Linked DNA regions of Homo sapiens: regions 1 and 3 are each linked to region 2. A link is an interaction called in ENCODE POLR2A ChIA-PET data of the cell type or tissue named here. Cell type or tissue: HepG2. All regions are shown on one strand. Links, peaks and the distances in the headings refer to the core of each region. The heading gives the core; the rest is flanking DNA. Region 1 overlaps ARID3B (AT-rich interaction domain 3B). Region 2 overlaps UBL7 (ubiquitin like 7). Region 3 overlaps LINC02255 (long intergenic non-protein coding RNA 2255).

Region 1 (7,193 bases), core at 1,050-6,049, 160 kb before region 2:
CGGGGTGAGGGGTGCCTGCATCTGAGGGGCTCTTTGGGGAGAAACCCCACCCTCCCTCCCAGAGATGCTCCTCAGCCCCCACAGCTCTTCCTCTTCTCTGAGAACCTGGGGCAGGGGGCAGGGGGGCAGGGGCATTTAGGGACACGTTGTGGAGGCTGCCCTCTCATCCCCTCAGGGGTTAGGATGGGTGGGGCTGAGCAGCGGCCTGAGGCCTGACCTATCTCCTGGTCTGCCTTCTTCTCTCTGAAGAGGGGAAGCCAGGGAAAGCAGCAGCAGGAGGGTGGGCTGTGGGGCACAGGGAATCAGACCATCTGGGCCCCTGGGCCTGGAGCAATGGATGGAAGGAGAATGGCAGTAGAACCGAGAAGTCTTACACTTCACTCTCCACCACTCCCCAGCTTGGCGAGCATGAGCAAGTCCTGCCTTCACTAAGCCTCACTATCCTCTGTAAAATGGAAACACGGACAGTACCTATGACACAGGATTGATGTGAGGATGACATGGGACACAGTGCACCGGGGACAGTGCTTATGTTCTCCGTCCTTCTCAGTTTCTCCTGTATCTGGGGTCCAGTTAGGCTGAGTCAGTACCAAAGTCATAAAACCACGTATATGTGCCCAGGGGCGGCTGCATACGGGCTTTAGTCCCAAAGCCTTTTTTTTTTTTTTTTTTGAGATGGAGTTTTGCTCTTGTTGCCCAGGCTGGAGTGCAATGGCGTGATCTCGGCTCACCACAACCTCTGCCTCCTGGGTTCAAGCGACTCTCCTGCCTCAGCCTCCCAAGTAGCTGGGATTACAGGCATGCGCCACCATACCTGGCTAATTTTGTATTTTTAATAGAGATGGGGTTTCTCCTTGTTGGCCAGGCTGGTCTTGAACTCCTGACCTCAGGTGGTCCACCCACCTGGGCCTCCCAAAGTGCTGGGATTACAGGCGTGAGCCACTGCGCCACACACAAGGCCTATTTTATGCAATGTTCAATCCATAAGGCTTTGTTTGCACTTCTTGTGATATTCAGGCAATAGTTTGATGTAATGCAATGCTGCCAGTGACAGACAATACAGCACATTCCCCAGGATGGCAACAGCTACTGGCTTGTGCTTAAATACCATTTCATTCTGACTGAGGTCATCATCTTTGAGCTCCTGCAATGAGGAGCTCAATAGGGTGGGGGATGCTGTCCTTTGCCTCAGGTGCTCTTTGGGTGCTTTCATAAAAGAGGGTCAGAGCCGCCGATGGGGTCTAGGAGACCCTAAGAGTTCTGATGGTCAGGCTGAGAATTGTGTCCTCAGGGAGTGGGAGCTGCTGCAGGTCTGAGCACCAAGGGCTCCAGCACCAGGACAGGAGCCTCCAGCCACCTCCACCTTGCAGCCCCTGAAGGTAGCATATGTGGACCCTCTAGATGGGGTGGGGAGTGACCTCTGCCCAGTTCCTTTCTGTCCCGTGGCCTTCCCATCTGCAGGTTGTAGAGGGGAAACAGAAGGCTAGAAAGGCCCTTCCAGCTCAGGCTTTTACTGGTTCTAAATGGATTCCTGAGCTGGCCTCCCCATCCCTGGACAGAGCGGAAGCTACCCCCTGCCCTGCCTCTCTGACCCCCATGGTATCAGCCTCTGTCTCATCTGCCCCCAGATCCCAGCCATGGCCCTGGAGCCCAAAGAAGGGCATCTGAGAAAAGTTGGAAGCCAGGGGCAGTGCCCAGGCAGTGTAGAGACTGTGCCCAGAGCCAGCAGGAGGCAGATTCACAGCCTCACTCTGCAGCACAAGAGATTGAGGTCAGGCCCTGCACCCCCGCCCAGTGAGCTGAAGGGTCCTGGCATAGAAAAGCTGAATTGAGAGGCCTCAGTGAGTTGGGCATGGTGGCTCACACCTGCAATCCCAGCACTTTAGGAGGCTGAGGCAGGTGGATCACTTGAGGCCAGGAGTTCAAGAACAGCCTGGTTAACATGGGGAAACTCTGTTTCCACTAAAAAATTCAAAATTAGCTGGGCGTGGTGGCACATGCCTGTAATCCCAACTACTCAGGAGGCTGAGGCAGGAGAATCGCTTGAACCCAGGAGGTGGAGGTTGCAGTGAGTCGAGATCGCACCACTGCACTTCAGCCTGGGTGAGAGTGAGACTCTGTCTCAAAAAAAAAAAAAAAAAAAAAAAAAAGGCCTTAGGCAACCGCGGCTGGGCAAGGACTTGGGAAGAGGGGAGGCCCGTTTGGCTGGCCTTCAGCCCCCAAGGCCAGGGTTTCTATGAGGCCTGAAGCCTGGAGCCTGTCATAGGCAACTGCAGTCTGAGGCCTCCCTGGCAGAAACCACTCCTTGTCCCCTCCCTGACACAGGCCTGAAATGCCCATGTTGGCACAATGTTGCCAATATGGCTCTTGGTGGATGAGACCACCTGGCACTTTCCCAGGGGACCCTGTGGCTAAGAGTAGAGCTAGGCAGGCACTGCCCAACACCATAGGGGGTGCTGCGGGCCTGTAGGCTTGGTTGGCCCAATTACTGCCCTAATGCCATCGGACAGTGCCCACCAGGGACTCTCTGTCTTGCCAAGGAAGGCCTTAGGCACTGGGCTTTAGACATTTCAAAGTGAGTTCTCATTCACTTGTGTCTCCGATCACACTAGAGTCCCCATTTCACAGACAAACTGCCCAGAGTTTGTCATAGGTCACACAGCAAACCAGCAACTAAGCCCCCTGGTCCCCTAATCTGCCCCAGAAAGGTAGTTTCTCAGCTGTTCTGAGCTTGACAGCATGAACATCCTCAGGAGCCACAGGCAAAGTGGGCTGAGGCTTGGCATTCCCCTCGAGGTCATCTGGCCATTCTGAACGCCCCTCCTCAGCCTGCTTCCTCCGGCTGAGCCATGTGCCCCCGGAACCCCTCTGAACTCTGTTGCCGATCCCTCCCTCCATCTGCGCCTTCAGTGAAGCAGTTTCTTAAAGGAGGGGTCCTTGGTACCGTGGAGGGACAGGACATCTCTGGGAATTCGTACCCAGCTGCGTTCGTGCTGAGTTCTTCATGACCCACTCCTTCCAGCGTCAGCTGGTGGATCCAGGGCTGGGTACTGAGCCGTACTGGACCAGTGGGCCCCCTCCCGGGATCGCTGGACTTGGAGCAGAAGAGTCCCTCCAGGGCTGAAGATTGGACACAGAAAACTTGGGAACTGTCAACTGCCCTGTTATTCACCTCGTGAAAAAAGCTGGATTTCTAATGAGAGCGAATGGAGGTGACAATTCCCAGAAACTGGAATTGGGATGGTGAGATTTTAGTTCAGCCGCCGGCGGTCTCATGCGTGGAGGTGATAAAGTTGAGCTTTGAGGTGGTCTTCAGAGGGAGAGGAATACCCTCTGCGGGCAGAGCTTCCTGGGTTCCGGGCCCTTCCGGACGTCAACACAGGTCCAAATGCCCTTGGGCTCCTCCGCACACCCTGGGTGCAAGAATAAATCCTTCTCTCTGCCGCCATTAGCCTGACTGGCTTCGGTTACTTCGCACAAAAAGCCCTTGCCGAGCAAACGTCCCCGGTGCTGCTCCAAAGGAGACCCCTGCCCTCCTGGAAGCTCCTCCCTGAGGCCGGGTATCCACTCGCCGCTCGCAGCCCTCGCTCTAGCTCCAGCTCCTGTTCCTTTTCCTGCCCACCCCGCCCAGTGAGGAGATCAGCACCCCTTGTCTGTCTCTGTGTCTGTCGGGGTTCGTGCCTCACTGTGTCCAAGCCCGGCTTCTATCCCTAGTCCCTTCCTGTTCGCGCCACTCCTGCTTGCTTTCTTCTCCCCTTCCCTCCAGCGGTGGTTCCAAACCTTCTCTTCCATAAGACCCTCCATTCCGTTTCCCAGAGACCCAGGGGTGCCCCTCGCAGGGGCAGAGGCGCAGCCTGTAGTGGATCTCCCTCCGCGCAGGGCGGGCAGTCTAAGGTCATTCCCGGTCACCCTGCCCCCTCGCTCCCATTGGCTCTGGGGAGGGCACGTGACTCAATCCTGGCCAATGGCGTGGCGGGGCCTGTGGCTTGCTGCCGGGCAGGCTTTTCTAGGAGCTTCTGGGGTAACGCCAGAGAAACCTGCTAACACACAAGGTTAGCTGAGAGTGAGCTCAGTGAGCTTTCCCTTTGAAGAAGGCGTGGGTGAAGGGGAGAAGGTTCAGGAGAAATCAAGGGGTCAGGAGTAGTTCACTCAGTCCCCTTTCACTCTGAAGGAGCTCACCTCTCCCCAGTACTGTCCAGTGGAAAGGCCACTCAAAGCAACTGAGAGAGACCTGCTTGTGTGAAGAGGTAGAGGTTTATTGAAATATAAACATTCGAGAACATGTAAGATAGAAAATAACCACAACATATAGACACTTGCTGCAGGAGGACATCTGAGGTATTTACTCACTGCCTAGGCTACCCATGTGCTATCACATTTTTCCTGGTTAGAATACATATAAGATGGAGAGCAGGAGGGGACAGAGCTGCCCTGGCTGATGGCACCTTCAGGGGAAGCTCTGCTTGGGCCAAGGCCCCACTCGTGGGGGCACCTGCTGGCACCCCTCATCGGGCTCTGGGTGACACCCTGCTGTTGTCCTTGAGGGCAGTGAGGGTTCACTCCAACGGTGTGGCCAGGCGAGCTGCCTGGGGAAAGGGAGAGGATCCAATGACCGGAAAGACACAGTGTGCTTTCCCTGCATCCTCTGGGTGGGAAGAGTCCATCCTTTGTGACCAAACCCCTGAGAAAGACATACTGGCCAAATGTCTGAGACACCTTCAAATGGGCCCAGTGCCAGCCAACTGGGCTCCTCACTGGCACCACGTCCCAGATGCCCTTCTCTGCCCACACCCTGCAGGCTGAGGCCAGAGGAGGTCAGCCCTCGGGAGATGGGGTATGTGTGTGTGTGTGTGTATGTGTGTGGGAGTGGGGGTGAGTGTGTGTGGAGGGCTGAGAGAAGACGCAGTTGAGCAGAGCTGCAGCTTACCGGGCTGAGGTATCTGTTTGTGCTCAAGCTTTTGATTCCCTTTCCTCTCCTACACAGGACTGAATGCGAGCCACGCTGCCACACACACCCACGCCACGCGCGGTGTCTCCCACTGCCACAGCCCCATGTCACAGTGGTGGTGTTCTGCTGAACATTCCAGGGCTTCCTCGACTGAGGTGAGCCGCAAGCGAATCAATTTTCTTTACAGCACAGGAGCTGCCTGCTCCCGCGCAGGGTCCAGGAGGAGCTGTGGAGTTATTCATCTCCTCATACCCTGGGGCGGCTCAACCTCTGGCAAGGCCAGCGAGGACCCCAGCCTGCCTGTGCCCTGAGCTGGGAATGCTGAGTGATGGGGAGGTGTCCTCTGCCTCCCTGGTCAGCTGGGGGTGGGGGTGTGGCAGAAAACGGTCTTCAGAACTGGTACAGTTTCAGGGCCCGACCCGGTGTGAGAGCGGGCCTCTCCACTCCACCTCCCCGCCCCCGCGATCCCTGAGTCGTCTCCCCTGCATGCCTCCACCCACCTCCTCACTGGGCTTGAGGGAAGGGCCAGAGGGGCCGGGTTACCCAATCACTTGCTTGGCTTTGGGGGTGATCTGTTTTCATTTCTTTGGTGCTACGATAAAAATTTTAAAATAAAAAAAAAACAAAAGTCAGCAAAACACATATAAAAAAGATTTCAGAGATGCAAATACTTCCTGAAGACTCAAACATCAACAATTACAAATCTGAGGTATTTCAATGAACCTGACATCGGCACGTGTGGGGATGGTGAGGCCAAGATGGCCCCATAAGAAATAGAAGAGGGCTGAGCTGAAGAAGGCTGAAGAAGGCTGGGGAGGACTGGGGAGGGCTGAAGAGGGCTGGGGAAAGGATGAGTGGGCTGTTTTTGGGAAAGCAGGCCAATAAGGGCAAGTGGGGAGCATGAGGTTTGGCGGGGGCGGTCAGAGAATGGTCCGTGTGAAGCAGGTGCCAGGGCTGGGCAGCCCCGAGGCTCTGCCTTCCCATCAGCAGATGCCCTGTGGGCCCTGGCCCTGAACTGCCCTCACAGCCTCTTCCTTCAGACTATTAGAAGGGGGATCTGGGGCCCTGAGGACTGATTCAAGACTTGTGTTTGAGGGACCCGTACCCCAGGAACCTAACAGTAGGCAAAGTGGGCTGGAAGGGCCCCATCCCATGCTCTGCAGAGAAGGGCATGAAGGCATGCTCTTGGCTCCTGGCAGCCCCACATGGGACTTAAAAACAGGGGAAGAGACTAGTGGCCCTGGGGTCATGGCAGAAGGCAGGGTCAGGGAAATAAATTAAAAGGGGAGGGAAATGGAGGGCCTCCAGCCCTGCGTCGGCTGACAGATTGTCGATACACTGTGCCCTGAGCTGGGAGGTGGCTGGGGAACCCTGGAGGAAGCTGGACACCCACAGACCCCCACCCAGTTCTCCAGGACAATCCCTGATTGGACAACGCTGTCTGTCCTGCCCCTCTAGCCTCTCCCTGCCCCCAGAGTACAGCAGGACCTGAATGGAGCCTGGACAGACGGACACGTCCAAACTCTCAATGTCTGGCCAAATGGTGCTCGTCGACGTGGGCTCTGTGAGATGAGGTAAATTCTGTGCATCAACTTCCTTCACTCTCGACAGGAGAGTGGCAAGTGGGAAGCTGGGTCCTGCCCATCAGAGGGACCAGCTGGTGGAGGGCTCTGCGCTGGGGGTGCCCCGGGATGAGGTAGGACTTGGTGAACAGTGAGAGCTGCTGCTGCTGCTGGCGCTGCTGCCGAGGCTCTGGGGAGCAGACCCCGTGATGAGGTGGACCACAGGCTTCTGGGCAAACAGCACACCTTGGTGGGTGGAAGAGAAGCAAGTGTGGGCAGAGGAAGAGCGAAGGGGAGGGCCAGCTCCTTTCAGTAAGTATTCACCGCTGGCCTAGCCTGTGCCTGACTCCGCTGTAGACACTGTGCTAGGGGGTGATGGGAGAAGATCCAAATGCTGTCCTGCCTTGAAGTGCTGATGGGCTGGGGAGGGGGACAGATAGGTCGACAGAGTAATTTTGCTAAAATGTCATAAATGCTCTGAGACAAGGTGTACCCAGGGTACACAAAGAGGAACACCAAGGCCAGGTGTGGTGGCTCACAACTATAATCCCAGCACTTTGGGAGGGTGAGGCAGGAGAATAGCTCAAGGCCAGGAGTTTGAGACCAGACTGGGCAATACAGCAAGAGCCTTGTCTCTATAAAAATTTTTTTTAAAATTAGCTGGGCATGGGTAGTCCCAGCTA
Region 2 (7,193 bases), core at 1,168-6,167:
GTGTGGTTTTCACTGTTCCATGTGGTCCTTGTAGACAGTGAGGGAACAGAAGCAGGATTCGTGAACAACTTGTCTTCTCCATTCTTGCATCTCCCCTGTTGCTAGATGCCTGTTTACTTTATTCCCTAGCTCAGAAGCTTTCACTGGTTCCACCTGGCCTGTAAAATGAATTCAAATTGATCTGTGTGCATTTTTTTTAAGCCCTCCATGTTCTCATCACTGCCTGCCTCTTTGACTTTGCTTTTCTTCCCCTTTGCATTGCCTTCTTCCCACATGTGAACACGTTGTTTTCCCTAAATTGTGCTCATCCCTGCTGTCATGAAATAGAGATATTAATGAAGCTATGAAAGTACTAGAAGAAAATATGGGTGAATTTCTTCAAATCCTTATAGTAGGGAAGGGCTTTCTTGGCTGAAACTCAGTATCCAGGAGCCATTAAATAAAAGTTATGCATTTTGGGTTTGTAAAAGCGAAAAATTTAAAACATCTCTTACAGTCCACAAATAGATATACCTACTATATACCACAAAAATTTAAGACATTTAAAAAAAGGTGAAAATTTCTGCGTGGCAAACCAAACCAAACAAAAAACCGAAGCAAAGTCCAAAGGCTAACAAACTGGGAAAAAAATCTGTAACACTCATCACATAAAGAGCAAAATCTTGCTGTTGTGTGTGTACACATAGCAAGAGAAAGAAAGTAATTTAGCCTCTTGGAATTCAGACAGTGAATAATTTGTACATTCTCTTTTGATCCTTATGCCAAGAATTTCCTTTTTTTATTGTAAAACTTTGGATTTGTTCTCTTAACCCTCAAGCCTATCTTTTAGTCTTCCTAGAAGCACCGTGTTCTGTGGAACTCAGCATCAGCAGCTTTGCTGAGGACTCCCCCATCTTCCTTTCCTTCCCCGGAAAGCACAGACCTAAGTGAGTCTTCACTGGATCCCAGCTAACAGCTTCTGCCCATTCCTATCTTTCCACAGAGCCAGTGGCAGCCCCAGCTGCAGCAGCTACGTGACATGGGCATCCAGGACGATGAGCTGAGCCTGCGGGCCCTGCAGGCCACCGGTGGGGACATCCAAGCAGCCCTGGAGCTCATCTTTGCTGGAGGAGCCCCATGAACTCCCTGCTTCCCCTGAACCCCCAGCAAGTTGCAGAGGCTACTGCCCTTGGGAGGCACTCATGAAGGTGCCTCCATCTCTCCCTTCCCCAATATACCTGATGGTCAACTCTCCTGCTTTGTCCAGTTCTTGACCTTTCTGGCTGATCTGAGTTGGTGGAGGCAGTGGGGCAAACAAGGTGTGCTGGTCTTGATGCTGTGGCATCAAAGCAGGGCTGGCCCCTAGTTCTGGGCCCTGGATGGAGGATGTTAGACCCTACATCATGGGATGCTGTGAGATACCCATGTTAACTTCTGGGAGAAGTTTCCAGCCGTAGCCCCCAGACTCTCTGGGGCTTTGGAGTTTGGGAGCCTCAGGATGTGCCGAAGTCTAGGCAGAGCTATCACCCAATCTTCAGGGTGGCTGCTGGATTACAGCTGTGCCCAGAAGAGGCTTATGCTTCCGAGATGTCCAGTCTATGGAGTGGCTGGGTGGACTTTCAGGGGAAGCACATGGAGGCAGCTTGCCTTCCACATTTCTCTCTCTCTCAATGGCTTCCACAGATTTCTTTGTCCACCCCACCAGTCTATTCTCACCAAGCATTTTTTGATGCTTGTTCTGTAATGATTCCAGAATCCAGGCCTCAGAGCTTCGCCAGGAGGTAGGGCCCTCCTTGTCCTGAAGGCATAAATACAAGAGCAGTTAAATAGCAATACTAAAAAACAACACCAACATGAACAGGGCTCAGCTTTAATATTGAAGAGAGGGCACCAACCCCCAAGCTGTTGCTCCATCTGCCTGTGCTCACTCATGTTCCCCTTGGCATGGCGTTCCCTGTGATGTTCCCTGCGGCATCGCAGACATGTCCAAGTTGAGAAAGTGGGTTTTAAATGCTTTGAATACTTCGTTGGGAGAACACTTCTTCCCCTCAGATGGTGTTTTGGTTCATTTGGGAATAACATGGGTGGAAAGGGGCTCAGAGATGTGCTCCTGCCCTCTGCCTTGGCAGGCGTTTCATCTCCACCATTCCCAGTCATGGTCATTTGGTTTCTGCTTGTCTCCTCCAGGAACAAAAGATTTACCACTTACAACCTATTCTGTCCTTTAACTATTTGCCAGGGCATTACCCCTTGGTCCCCTCTCTGCCCTAAGGAACCACTCGGAACAAGCCTGCTTCCTCTTCTACCTTAGCAGGGCTTTAGTTATTTACGGAATGCCATGGTGGGTCATTGACTTGCCCCTTTGACCTGTCATGGTTTTGGTTCCCAGCATATCCTGTTCGTTTTTCTGGATGACCTCCAGTGTATCAGTGATACTCTTAACGTCCAGATATGGCCCGAACAGGATGTTATTCTTTGCCTCTTCCAGAAAATTTGAGAAGTCTCTCTATGTGCATTGACAGAAAAGACTCAGAACTGGGCTTCTCAATGCCAGGCCTCTGTGTGCCTCAGTGGTCTGCCTGGAGCCCAGCTGCCTACTTGTGGTTGAGAGCAAAGACCAGGAAGCTCTGTCTTTGTACACAGTGTCTCTTGCTTGTTTGTGGTGGAAACAAAGGCCAGTCCTATCCTCATGGGTCTGTCTTGGTCAAATGGGGCTGACACAGCCCTTCCTGTGCCCATGATACAGCCTGCCCAGAGCTCGTTTCCATTCTGTGGCAGCTCTCACCCTGCCTCTGAGGACTGCCTTCAAAGGTGCTGGGGTTCCTTAACTCCCCTATCCCATTATGCTGCAGAACATTTGGGTCACCCTGCCCTATCCCTTGGACCAACCCCCAATACCAGTTCCCAGAACAGAGCCGTCCCCACGGTTTCCCTTTCCCTTCTTTGTTGGCTCTTTCCTCCAGGGGCTTGGCAAGTTGGCTTTGCTTCCTGTGGCCATGTTTTGAGTAGTCTATGTTGAGTCTGATAAGTGCCCCCACTGAGCCTGGGGCTTTCCATGAGCCAAGGACTCTTTCCTCACCATTGTCCCTTTCATCCTTTCTTCTTATTTTTATTATTTTTTTTAAAAAAATTTATTTTTTTTGAGACAGAGTCTCGCTCTGTCGCCCAGGCTGGGGTGCAGTGGCACGATTTCAGCTCACTGCAACCTCCACCTCCTGGGCTCCTGCCTCAGCTTCCCAAGTAGCTGCGACTACAGGCATGTGCCACCATAGCCAGCTAATTTATGTATTTTTAGTAGAGATGAGGTTTCGCCGTGTTGGCCAGGCTGGTTTCAAACTCCTGACCTCAAATGATCCACCTGTCTTGGTCCCCTAAAGTGTTGAGATTACAGGCATGAGCCACCGCGCCGGGCCTCCTTTCATCCTTTCAACAAACATTGACTGAGCCTCCACTCTCTGCCAGATAAACATGACGGTATCTTTGCTCTGACAATGCTGTGTTGTTGGTAAGATGGACAAACAGATGATTGCATTAAAGCCTAATGAGAACTGGGCGAGGCAAGTCTAGGGGCTGTGGCGCTCACAGGAGAGGGGGCTAACGTGGGCTAGGGGTGGGGGTGTGAGGGTGAGGGAAAGCTTCATGGAGAAAGTGGCACTACGCTGAGACCTGAAGGGTAAGGGAGAATTGGGCACGAAGGTATATGTACTGAGGGGGCTGGGAGTGGGGAGCAAACCTGGCTTTTGTAGCCCTGTTTGTCAGGGTGGCTTGCAAGGCAAGTGGGTGGGCAGAGGCTAGATCATTTGAAGCTATGTAAGGAATTTAGACTTACCCTGGACAATGGGAGTCACAGAATGGCAATCGGGAGAGAGTCCAATGTGTGTTTTAGAAAGGTCATTCTGGCTGCTGTGTGGTGAGTATAGTGGGAGTAGAAGACTGAGGGAGGGCAGGCATGAGGAAGCCGGGGAGGAGGCTGTGGCAGTGATCCACTTAGAGCTGCTGGTAGGCTGACCTGACGGCGTGGCAGTGGGGAAGGAGAGGAGGAGGTAGAGAGGCTTTAGGAGTTAGAATTGATACCAGATCTTTGGGAAAGGCGAGTATACTGTTGTCTCCACTGAACAGATGGGGACACCAAGGTTCCAAGGGTTGAAATCATCTGCCCACAGTCTCATGGGCAGGAAGTGGACAAGTGGTCCCAGAAACTCAGGTCTGTCTTACTCCAGAGCTGGTGCCCTTCCTCCCACTGCCCTTGGCCTCTGAAGTGTGGAGGAATGGGAGATGATGAGGGCTTAGATCCGGCTGAGGAGCTAGGGCTTTATCCTGAGGGCAAAGAGCACCCCTGAGGCAGCTGCAGGCAGGGCAGTGGGGGACCAGATCTGTGTGTGAGATAATCTGACAGCTGTGTGGAGGCTGGATTTGTGGGAAGTGAGATGGGGTAGGCGACCAGCTAGGAGGCTGGCTGGATCCTCCAGATGGGACATGGAGGGGGCCTCAACTGGAGCTGCTGCAGGGGAGCTGGGTGGAGGGGAGCTGCTAGGTGTGAAGGACAGACTAGCTCTGGGGGCTGAAAGTGGGGAGGCAGGCAGGATGTGAGCAGGCGGATGGTGGTGCAGCAGTAAGAATAAGGGACTGGGGTGACAATTTGGAATGAGGTGCCATAGGACAGCCAGGTGGGGATGTGTATAATTAAAGACAGTTGGATGTCTTTGGGCTGAGGTAGTGATCAGGAAGTTCTAAGTTGAACACTGGGCCTGTGTCATGTGAGAAGGCAATTAAGCTTTTCAGAGAAAGGTAGAGGAAAAGGGATACCCACTAAGGAGTTCAGCTTTATAGAAAATGGTGACTGATAGATGTGAGGCATGGAACGGGCGCAGGATCTGCTGCTTCTGGGAAGGTGAGAGCAGGAGTCAGCAAAGCTGAGGGAGTGAAAGGACCTGGACAAAGAGGGCATGCTCAGTGGGGTCAGATGCCACAGACAAACCTAGTAACAGAAGGGCTGACCTTGGACTTGTTGACTTGTGCCTTGGTGACCTTGGGGAGACATTCCAATGGAACCGGAGCCAGATAGCAGGGGTTGAGGACTGAATAGGTGAGGGGCAGTGGATGCAGAGAGGGCAGGGGACCTTGCTTGTGAGGGAGAGGATAGTAGTTAGAGGAGAGATGGGATTGAGTGTGAGTTTTTGCAGTTCAGCAGAGGTGAAGTTGGAAGTGATCACAAGAACTTTTCTAGGAAGCTGAGGGAAAAAAAGGAAAAGACCCCAAAATAGAATATGCAAATATGTAGAGATGGGTGAGTTTTCTAACAGATCCGTTCTCCTGATATAACTCAAATTTGGCTGGGCTGGTATGGGCTGGGCTGGCACAGCTTGCTGGGCACATGGGCCCCAGATCTGCTCCTCGCCTCAGTCCCATCTGGCCTGGGCCCCAGACCAAGCTCACAGAGCCCTACCCTGAGGTGGCTTCTTGTTGCTGTTGCCACAGACTTTGGCCCTGGGTGTTTGTTGAGGATGTTGGGGAGTTTATTCAGGCCTCCCTCTTTCTGCTTACCCAGCCTCTCCAGCAGGTGGGGTCCCCTCTGGCCCTGGGCTGGGCTCAGGTCAGTTCAGCTGTGCCCCTAGTTCCTCTGGGCCTGGGCCTGTCTCGTTCTCATAGGCTCTGAGATCGCTGGGAATAGAATTCAACTTCTATGCTAGAAATGCTTTCGTGGCAACCCAGGCACTGGCCTACTCTATCTTGGCAAAACTAGCTAATATTAATAGTACATTACACAGCACAGTAGTGCTTATTTATCAAGCATCCTCTCTGTGCCAGGCATTGAGCTAGGCACTCACATGTGCCATCTTAGTTAATCCTCATAGCGACTCTGAAAACTAGATATTATTAGCCCCATGTACAGAGGAGTGCTTCCTGTATGCTGGGGAAGTGGCCTTTCTAGGGCTTGGGTGGGATTGTGTCAGCATGATTCCATCAGTGCACCCACCTGGGGCCTTGTGCCTGGCTGGCCGAAGGGTCTCCTAACCACTTACCTTTGGAGTGGCAGCTCAGGTCTTGGAGGGGACTTAGGCTTCTAAGTCAGATTGAGGTTTAGATTGCTTTTCCACATATGACCTAACTTCTTGGAGCGTCAGTTGTGCCTTGTTTGACGTTTTCCCTCAATTTCTATAAGTGGATATTGAGTATGTGTATCAGAGATGCCAGGCACTCAGAGCTGGGCCAGTGAATGTTCTAGATGGCATCAGGGCCCAGACAATGAAGTAACCCTAACAAGGACAGAAGCAAAGAAAGTCTAAGGTCCTGCAGTGGGGACCAGAAATTTTTTTTTTTTTTTTGAGACAGAGTTTCACTCTGTCACCCAGGCTGGAGTGCAGTGGTGCAATCTCGGCTCACGGCAACCTCTGCCTCCCGGGTTCACACCATTCTCCTGCCTCAGCCTCCTGAGTAGCTGGGACTACAGGTGCCCGCCACCACGCCCAGCTAATTTTTTGTATTTTCAGTAGAGATGGGGTTTCACCGTGTTAGCCAGGATGGTCTCGATCTCCTGACCTCGTGATCCGCCCACCTCGGCCTCCCAAAGTGCTGGGATTACAGGCATGAGCCACCGCGCCCGGCCAAGGGGGACCAGAAAATTAATTGCTCTTATGCAGAATCGAGTCTCATTTCTTCTCCTGGGCCCAGATTCAATAATCTTTCTCAAATGAGCATCCCAGAGAGCCACTACTGATGGTTGAGAATTGGCCCAGGGATAACCCTGGGCTGAGATCAAGAGGATTTAACAACGTGTTGTCTCAACCCATTAAGAGTGCCTTTAGAGGTGCTAGAATAAGGAGGAAGGAAGCTAGTCTTTCAGCCCTTTACTGCTCAGCCTCCACACTAGGTGTTGTGTTCTGATCTGAGGCCTGATCTTTGAAAGAGAGAGACACAATCTGGACTGTTTAGCACCTAGGAGGGGTCAGTAAAAGTTTGCTAAATGACGGACTGATCGTGTCTTAGAAATCAACCAGGATTAGAGAGCCTCTCAAGGAAAGCCCCATGAGGGATCTATTTGAAACTGGAGTTATTTACCCTGAATAAAGAGCCGATTTAGAAGGATGTGACCTCTGTGAAATCACTGAAGGGCCGTATTCCAGGAAGAGAGATTAGACATGTCCTTGTTGCCTCAGAGGGCAGATTTAGGACCACTGTTTGGGAGTCTTCCACTGGGGAAGAAAGCTCTGTGT
Region 3 (7,193 bases), core at 1,285-6,284, 58 kb after region 2:
CTCAGTAATGTCCATTGCCAGAGTGAGGCAGGGAAGGAGGTCTCAGCCCTAAGGTGTTCTTGGCATAGGGCCTGGCCTATGCGTGTATTTTATCTAATCCCTCTAACGACTTTACAAGGCAAAATTTATTATCTTCATTTCATAAATGAAGGAGCTCAGAATATAAAGCAGCTTGTGGGAGATCACAGAGAGTGTTAGTGGAAATTTGAACCAGGGGGGTCTGTGAGGCTCCAAAGAGGTGGGTGATGCCCCCTGAGCTGAAGGGGTGGGGCAGGAGACCCGTCCTAGCCTGGGCTCAGCTGCAGCCTCGCTCTGGGACTGTGGGCCGCAGGCTTCTCTTTGTATACTGGGGCTGGGGTCGCTCCCTGAGCTAAGATCCTGGCTCCAATGGAAGAAAGGTGATTTGCAGTGAGGGGGGTGAGGGGGCTTGGAGCCTCGGAGGAAGGGGTTGAAGCTGGGTAGGGAACAAGGGGCAGGATCCTCCTGAGGTGCCAGCATGGGAAACCGTGGGGGAAGGGCTTGGCCACAGGAATGAACTCAAAAAAGGGATCGAAGCACCCTGAGCTCCGAGCTGGATGCACAGGTGGGTGAGCCTTGGAAGCAGGAGGGACCTCCAGGGGGAGGGCACAGCAGCCGCATCCAGGCTGGGTGTCCCTGGGCCACAAGCTCAGCCTCTCTGTGGCTTTCCCAGCTTCAAGCAGAAGCTCAACCCTGGGAGAAGCGCTCTCTCGGGTTCCCCTGCTCCTAGCCCCAAGGACCCAGCCTGCTAGGTCCCACCAGCCCTGAAGCTAGGTCCACAGGTGCATATGGGCTCCCTCGGCTGCTGGCTTCCTGCCCAGCCCTCCTTCGGCAGCGCTCACTGGCTGGAGAGCAGGGGTCTCCTGAGGGGTGGGGCAGGGGCCAGGGCTTGCCCTCTGATCCTACCCCTAACATTGCCTGGGCCCAGGGCAGGAGTAAAAATGGAGGCCCACATACTATATGTCTGGATATTTCAAAGTTATAAATCAAGCCAACAACCTCTAAATAGGATATGCTCTATCCTCCTACATTAGCAAATACACCTTCATAACACCCTGAGGACCAGGTTTGTACTTAGAATTCTTGGGCTCCTGGAATGCAGGACTGGAATGTGGCAGGCAGAGGCTGAGCCAACCCCAGCTCCCATCCCGGGCTCCCCCTTGGGCAGTGTGTGACCTTCCCAGACCCATCCATATACGTAGCAGTGGCTGCCCCTTGGCCACTCCCGAGGCCTTGGGGTGTGCACACCCGCTGCAGGTCGGTTCTCAGGAAGGCAGGCCCAGCGGAAAGGCCCACGTGGGCTGTGGAGTTAGATTTGGGGCCCTGTGGGCAGGGAATTCTGGGGTTCTGCATTTGGAGGGGGGATGTGGGGCTCGGGTGGACACATTTCCTTGGCTCATGGACTTTATTTCCCTGTTGGAGGGGCAAGGCCAGTGGAAGGCTGGAGTGGAATCCTCTAGAATGCAGGTGCCAGGGCAGGGCTCCTTCTTGCTTGCATCTAAGGGTAATGCTGTCCCCGGGCACTCCCAGAACCTGGCTATGGATAAAATGTCCCTACCCTGCTTACATCTCAGCATCTGAGGTACCCTGGAGCCACACTGGACTTGCCTACCTTGCCCCACCCACAGTCTATGGTGCTGGCATTCCCTCACCCTGGACGCTGGCACTCTTCTCTGGCACCATCCCCTCCCTTCCTGCCCAGCATGCCCACTTTCCTCATGTGGCAGGGGAGGGGGCGCCTCCTGTTCCCCACCTCTCTGGGACCTTGGTCTCCGCCGGTCCATGTGCTCTCTCTGCCTGGTCTGGCTCGGTGGACCTCTCGGTGCCGAGCCCTCCCGCCCTGACCGGGGGCCCTGCGGGCAGTGGGCAGCCCTCCTGGAAAGTGGGGCACCAACTCCACTTCAGCCAATGTTTCTCGCTCTCTCAGCTGAAAAGCCACCGCTTCCCCGAGGCTCCCAGCCCTCGCCCCACCGGTACTAGCAGCTCCTTCCCTGATGCTGTGTGACAGGCCCAACGTCAGGGCTCCCACACCTGGCCAGCTGCCCTGCTACTGGGTGCCTCCCCCACAACACCTGCCACAAGCCAATCAGGGCACTGCAGCCCCTGCTGTATGGGTGCTGTCTGCCTTTGGGCCCAGGATGGGCCCTTCTGGGCTCCCCTGTTCCTGTCCAGTCTCGCCTCCCACCCTGAGGGGGATCATGGCAAAAAAAGTGGGGGTGGTGAGCGGACCCTGCTGTCAGGGTTGAGAGGTGATTCAGAGGCCTTTTCTGTCACGAGTGAAGGGGGTTGGGCCCTGGGGGGAGGTGATGGGGATTTTTGGACTGAGCTGTGCCCCGAGGGCCTTGATCAGCTTTGGCCCCCGAGTATCTGATCAGGAACATGCTGGCTGGAACACTCAGGGAGAGGCCGTCCTGTGCCTCCTCAGCCTACAGTCCACGGTGCTGGCCGCCACCTCAGGAACGACTCCTGCAGACGTGGCCCCTTCCCATGTTTCTTTGTTCACGGCTGGCCTGGTTCTTGCTGTGTCAGCATCGGCACCATCCCCTGCCAGGCATGGCCGCAGTCCCACAACCAGCATGGCTCCCTAGGGAGGACAATGCCGGGTGGGAGGGTCCCGGCTGTGGGGACCAGGTCTGGGCCTAGGCAAGGAGAGTGCCCATCTCATCCTGCCAGATAATGGATAGAGGGAGAGGCACCCACTTGCCCCCTGTGCAGCTGTGGGTTTCCCTGGACAGGCTTGTGCCTGCCACCCTGGGGAGGCCCCTCCTTCTCCTCTCTCCTCATCAGGATGGCCTGGCCTGTCTCCCTCCTGCTACAACGCCCCTCCCTGCTGGCCCAGCAGGGTCCAGGAGCCTGAGCTACTGGGACATACCCAGCTTACAATGGACAATGAGCCCAGATCTTCCTCTGCAAGCCAGCCGGTGCCGGGAGGCGAGACAGGCCAGGTCGGTTACCTGAGGGGGATCTCTGAGCGCCTCCTCTGCTCTGCCCTTTGCACCTGCTGAGCCCATCTCAATGCCTTCCTCCCTCCTTGTTGCCCTTGAGCCCCCCACAGCACCCTTCTCCGGGAAGCCTTCCTGACTGCAGAATTCCCCAGCATGAGTCTGAGTGAAGGACCCATCCCTACAGGTCCCTGTCCTGGGAGTCAAGGCTCCTGGGAGCTGGCCCAGATATCCTTTTAGCCATAGCCCAACCCCCTCCTTGGCTCATGCTAGGCCCTTGGGCTCAGTAGAGACTTTCACAAGAGGTGGGGGCTTGTGGTGGCCACAGCATGCTGGCCTATGGCTTGTGGCTCAGTTGCCCATCTGAGAAATAGGGGCGCTGTCGCTTCCTCTGCCAGCAATGGTCTCCATCCCTCCCCGCCTCTCCGGTTTCCTTTATGGAGCAGCTCAGCTGTTTCCCAGTTGGGAAGCGCCCTGCTCCTCTGGGAAGGGCTCAGGAAGCAATTGAGGATCTGACCTCATGTTTCCGTCCATCCAGCCCTGTCTGGTGCTGCCAGATGTCTGAGGAGCTTCTGTGGGGGAGGGGGAAGGGGTAGGAGATGGGGCTGCAGGACTAGGGGCTGGATCTAACTCCAGCCCCTCTTGGGATGAGGCTGTTGTCCCTTTTGATGGGGAACTGAGGTCCCAAGTTGAGGGGAGCTCAGGCTGCAAAGCTGGCTGCCCGTGCCTTCCTGCTCAGAGCTACCCCTGGCATGTGCTAAGGAATTTGCAGGGGAAAAAATACAACTGGATGCCAGGCCTTGAGGCCACCTGAGGCCCACAGGCTGTGAGAATGCAGGTTTGGGCTGGAGCTAGCACAGAAGCAAGGTCTGCCAGGGGCCAGGAAAGGCAGGAGGCTGACCTCAGCTTGGGGGATGGGGTGGGAGGGTCAAGAGGACAACAGGCGAGGGAGGCAGCGGCTGGTCTGAGTGCCCCGAGGAGCCTGCCCAGGTGGGAGGCTGCCAGCCAGGCCCTGGGAAGGGGACTTCTGGGGCACTGCACCCTCTCTGGGAGTACCACTGAGCAGGGCGGGCAGGAAGGCTGGGCTTATTGCGTTTCAGGACCAGTCACTTCCTCTCTCTGGACCACACCTTTCAGATGAGCTCACCACCTACTTCAGTGCCCAGCCCACCCTGATGTTGCAGGAGCAAATAAGGTGATGAAGACTCTGAAAAGCAGAAATGTGGTATTATTAGTAGACTTCATATTTGACTTGCTAATTCACTTCCTAAAAATAGCTACATTTATTATAGCATGGGGAGAACCCTATGCTAGAGTTGGCGCCCTGGATTCTTGGTGCGGCTCTGTGACAGCTATGCTGTGTGACCTTGGGCTGGGTCCTAACCATTTCTGGTCGTCTGATTTCTAGGTGGAGGCTGGATAGTCCCTGAGGGCCATAGGCCCTGAGATTGGAACAGCAGCTGGATGCAAAATCATCAAGGAGGATGTGGACTGGATGTGGGCTCTGGAGGACTGGCTTCCTCTGAGTCACGGGTCAGAGCAATTGGTGCCACTGAGGCTGCCCCTGTAACCTGTTGGAGGGGTATTGAGTCTTGTGTCTTGCCTTGATCTTGAGGCCCCAGGGGCAGGTTGCCTGGTCCCCACCACAGAGCCCAACCATTAGGAGGCTCCAAGGACTGCAGATGAAAAGGGTCACAGAGAGGAGCTAGAGCCAGATGGGGTGGGGTGGGGGAAACCGTGGGACATCCAGCTGGCTGGGGAACCCACTCATTCACAGCACGTTTACTGAGGGCCTTCTATGTGCCTAGCACTGACTCTGCCACATGCTGCAGAGACAATGGAGGGTGAACTAGACCAGGCCCTGGTCCCTGCCCTCCTGGAGCTTCAGCTGTAGTACAGGAGGCAGGCACTCATCACTAACCACACAACTAAACTCTACAAAGGGCTCAGAGAGGGGTGCATGGTGCCAGGAGCACATGTAATGGGGGATTTGACTTAGGTGAGAGGTCAGAGAAAGCTCACTGGAGGAGGTGACATGGGTTGAAACCTGAAGGATGAGTAGGTACCTGCTAGGCAAAGCAGGGGTGGTAGGGGAATGCTAGGCAGAAGGAAGAGCAGAAACACTGGCCAGGTGGTGAGCAGGGGGTGCAGAGGGGCTAAGGGGAAGCCAGAGTGGCTGCAGTGGACACCGGGACCCAGGAGTCCTGCCTTTACCATCAGCTTGGTGAAAAAGCCCCTGAAGAGGAGATTTTTGATCTGAAGCAGCTGCTATGTGGGCCTGATGGTGGTTGAACCAGAGTGCGGGGGTTTAGATGGCCACGGGCCAGACTCAGACGTCAGCATGAGGCAACGGAAGGGATCAAGGTGGTTGTGTCTAGAGACACTGATTCATAGAAACTCTGGCCTGGAAGTGCACATGTCTGAGGACACAGGTTACCTGGTGGGTGTTTCTTCCTCCTTCCTGCACTCTCCTGTCTGGTTTCAGTTCTTCTGTCAGCCCCGTGAGTCACCGGCTCCTCCAGGTGGTGCAGGCCCGGGACCTGCCAGGATGCTGTCCCCACCCCCTGAATGTGCCCCCATCTCCATTTTCCTTGCCCCTCTGTCCCTGGGTGCCTGCTGTGACTCCCCAAGCCCCTGCCCACCCTGTCTGCTCTCTGTGTGGTGGAACCATCAGCCTGGGAGAACTGAAGAGTTAATTGTAGGACAACTGGCCCTGACAGGGGCTTTCCAGTAGACAGTGTGTGAACTTTGGTGTATGGTGGCATTGATGGGAAACCAAGGGGAGTGGTGCTGAAAGGGGCCCCTTGGAGACCATCTGTCCATGCTGCACAGGGCACAGTGGGCTTGGGGCTGAGGACCACCACGAAGCCTAGTAGCAGGGGATGGGAACCCCTAGCCCCCTGGTATTTTAAATCTTGGGAGAGGCAGGTGCGTGGGGCCTTTCTGACCTGGGGCCTCAAGATCCCCTGCCTCCTAGATCTTGTATTGCCAGCTGCTGTGGGGCTTTTGCCCCGAGAAGCTGGACTCCTGGGATTTTGAAGGGAGGCCTTGGGGGCACTCATTATAGCAGGGGTTCCCGCTGGGACCAGATCCAGAAGTTTGGTTAGGAATACAAGCCCTCGCCATTGGGAAGGGTCCCAGGGCTGATGGGGGTGACACGGAGCCCCCTGCACCCTGGCCATCTCTCCTGGGGGCCAGAGTGGCTCATCTTCTTGACCCCTGCGGCCCTGCTCACTCCCCCATGCCCCTGCTCTTCTTTAGCCATCCTGGAGAAAATTCTCTCTTGTCGCACCTAAGAGGGTCCTGAAACAGCAATAAGGACATCTAGCCCCTGTCTTCACATAGCACTGCAGTTGGCCACCCTTTCCCCACCTTCTCCTAGAGCATTATTTTGGGAAAGGGACACTCCCGGAATTGAGGTTGGATACTCAGTATAGAGGCCTCTAGAAGTTTCTCCTTAGGTCTAGCCTCCTTTGCAGGACAACTTTCTGTGGAAACCTGTGGCCTGGGAGACAGTCTCTTCTCCAGCCCCTTCCCCTCTCGAGAGAGCAGACTTTGGATGGAGCTGGGTGCATTTCTAGAATGTTCTCTCAACTGGTGGAGGTGCAAGGAGAAAGGAAGGGCTTGTTTCCTCCCTCGCTCAGGTTAGAAGGAGCTGGCATCAGAATGGGGCCGGGGAGTCCCATGCTCAGCTCTGTGTGCTGTTCTTCCCACCCCAGAAACCCTGCCTCCCACCTATGCCTTCTGTGTCCCCAGCCCTGGTTCTGCCCTGGGACCTTGGGATGGGCCTGAGGGCAGTGGCTGGGAGTCTGGGAGCTGTCACTCCTGGGGCAGTACCGCCCCCTGCTGGCCACCCAGAGAGGCCCGGAGGCTAGAAGTTTCATTCAGTGCCTGCTGGTCAGCCCAGTGCCAGCTGATTGGCCCCGTGGGGCTGGTTCCTGGGTTCTCCAGGAACAGCCTGGGTGCGCTCTGGCACAGATTCTGGCTTGGTCTCTGGCAGGCTGAGTGGTTTTAGACGAATTTCTCTTCCTGACTGGGTGGGCCTCAATTTCCTGATCTGTACAAAGAGTAGGGTGACTCAAGGAGGTTCCTCCCAGGTTTCAGATTTGGAGCCTGCTCCTAGCCTGCCTCTTCATTCCCGTTCCTGCTCTCCCTGCCCTCAAGGCCTCCCAGCCCCTTCTGGCCTCGCTCTCTACTTGGCAGGTCCCAGTGCCAGCAGCCCCCACCTGCCCT

What was found. ChIA-PET counts read pairs that join two places held together with the same protein. Peaks named below come from ENCODE experiments on the same cell type or tissue, not always from the same donor. Only the 100,000 strongest peaks of a DNase experiment are listed, where the experiment ranks them.
Region 1: POLR2A ChIA-PET joins it to region 2 with 10 read pairs; 5 of 35 experiments call an interaction of 5 or more read pairs at or near these places.
Region 3: POLR2A ChIA-PET joins it to region 2 with 23 read pairs; 25 of 35 experiments call an interaction of 5 or more read pairs at or near these places.

The regions. Positions count from the first base shown.
Region 1 is chr15:74,595,174-74,602,366 of GRCh38, reverse strand. It overlaps ARID3B (AT-rich interaction domain 3B), which reads right to left. Exons shown (of 9, transcript NM_006465.4): 9 at 4,236-6,756. The coding sequence ends at 6,593. CLK3-AS1 (CLK3 antisense RNA 1) reads left to right here. Exons shown (of 9, transcript XR_007064715.1): 8 at 1-4; 9 at 399-3,448. Among named protein-coding and RNA genes, the nearest start is that of CLK3-AS1, 17 kb to the left of the region's middle. RefSeq lists enhancers at 3,785-4,079, 3,354-4,242, 4,858-5,358. In HepG2, for the core only: no CTCF peak of the experiment used is centred there; a DNase peak (open chromatin) is centred at 3,946; H3K4me3 peaks cover 818 bases.
Region 2 is chr15:74,440,017-74,447,209 of GRCh38, reverse strand. UBL7 (ubiquitin like 7) reads left to right here. Exons shown (of 11, transcript NM_032907.5): 11 at 983-1,233. The coding sequence ends at 1,120. Among named protein-coding and RNA genes, the nearest start is that of SEMA7A, 9.7 kb to the right of the region's middle. RefSeq lists enhancers at 3,897-4,406, 4,919-5,428 and a silencer at 4,368-4,552. In HepG2, for the core only: a CTCF peak has its summit at 5,545; DNase peaks (open chromatin) are centred at 2,349, 3,439, 3,829, 4,989 and 2 weaker places; H3K4me3 peaks cover 2,098 bases.
Region 3 is chr15:74,382,169-74,389,361 of GRCh38, reverse strand. The region is part of intron 2 of LINC02255 (long intergenic non-protein coding RNA 2255); the gene reads right to left. Among named protein-coding and RNA genes, the nearest start is that of LINC02255, 6.7 kb to the right of the region's middle. RefSeq lists enhancers at 1,168-1,707, 1,708-2,249, 2,193-2,512, 2,250-2,790, 2,791-3,331 and 8 more. In HepG2, for the core only: no CTCF peak of the experiment used is centred there; no DNase peak of the experiment used is centred there.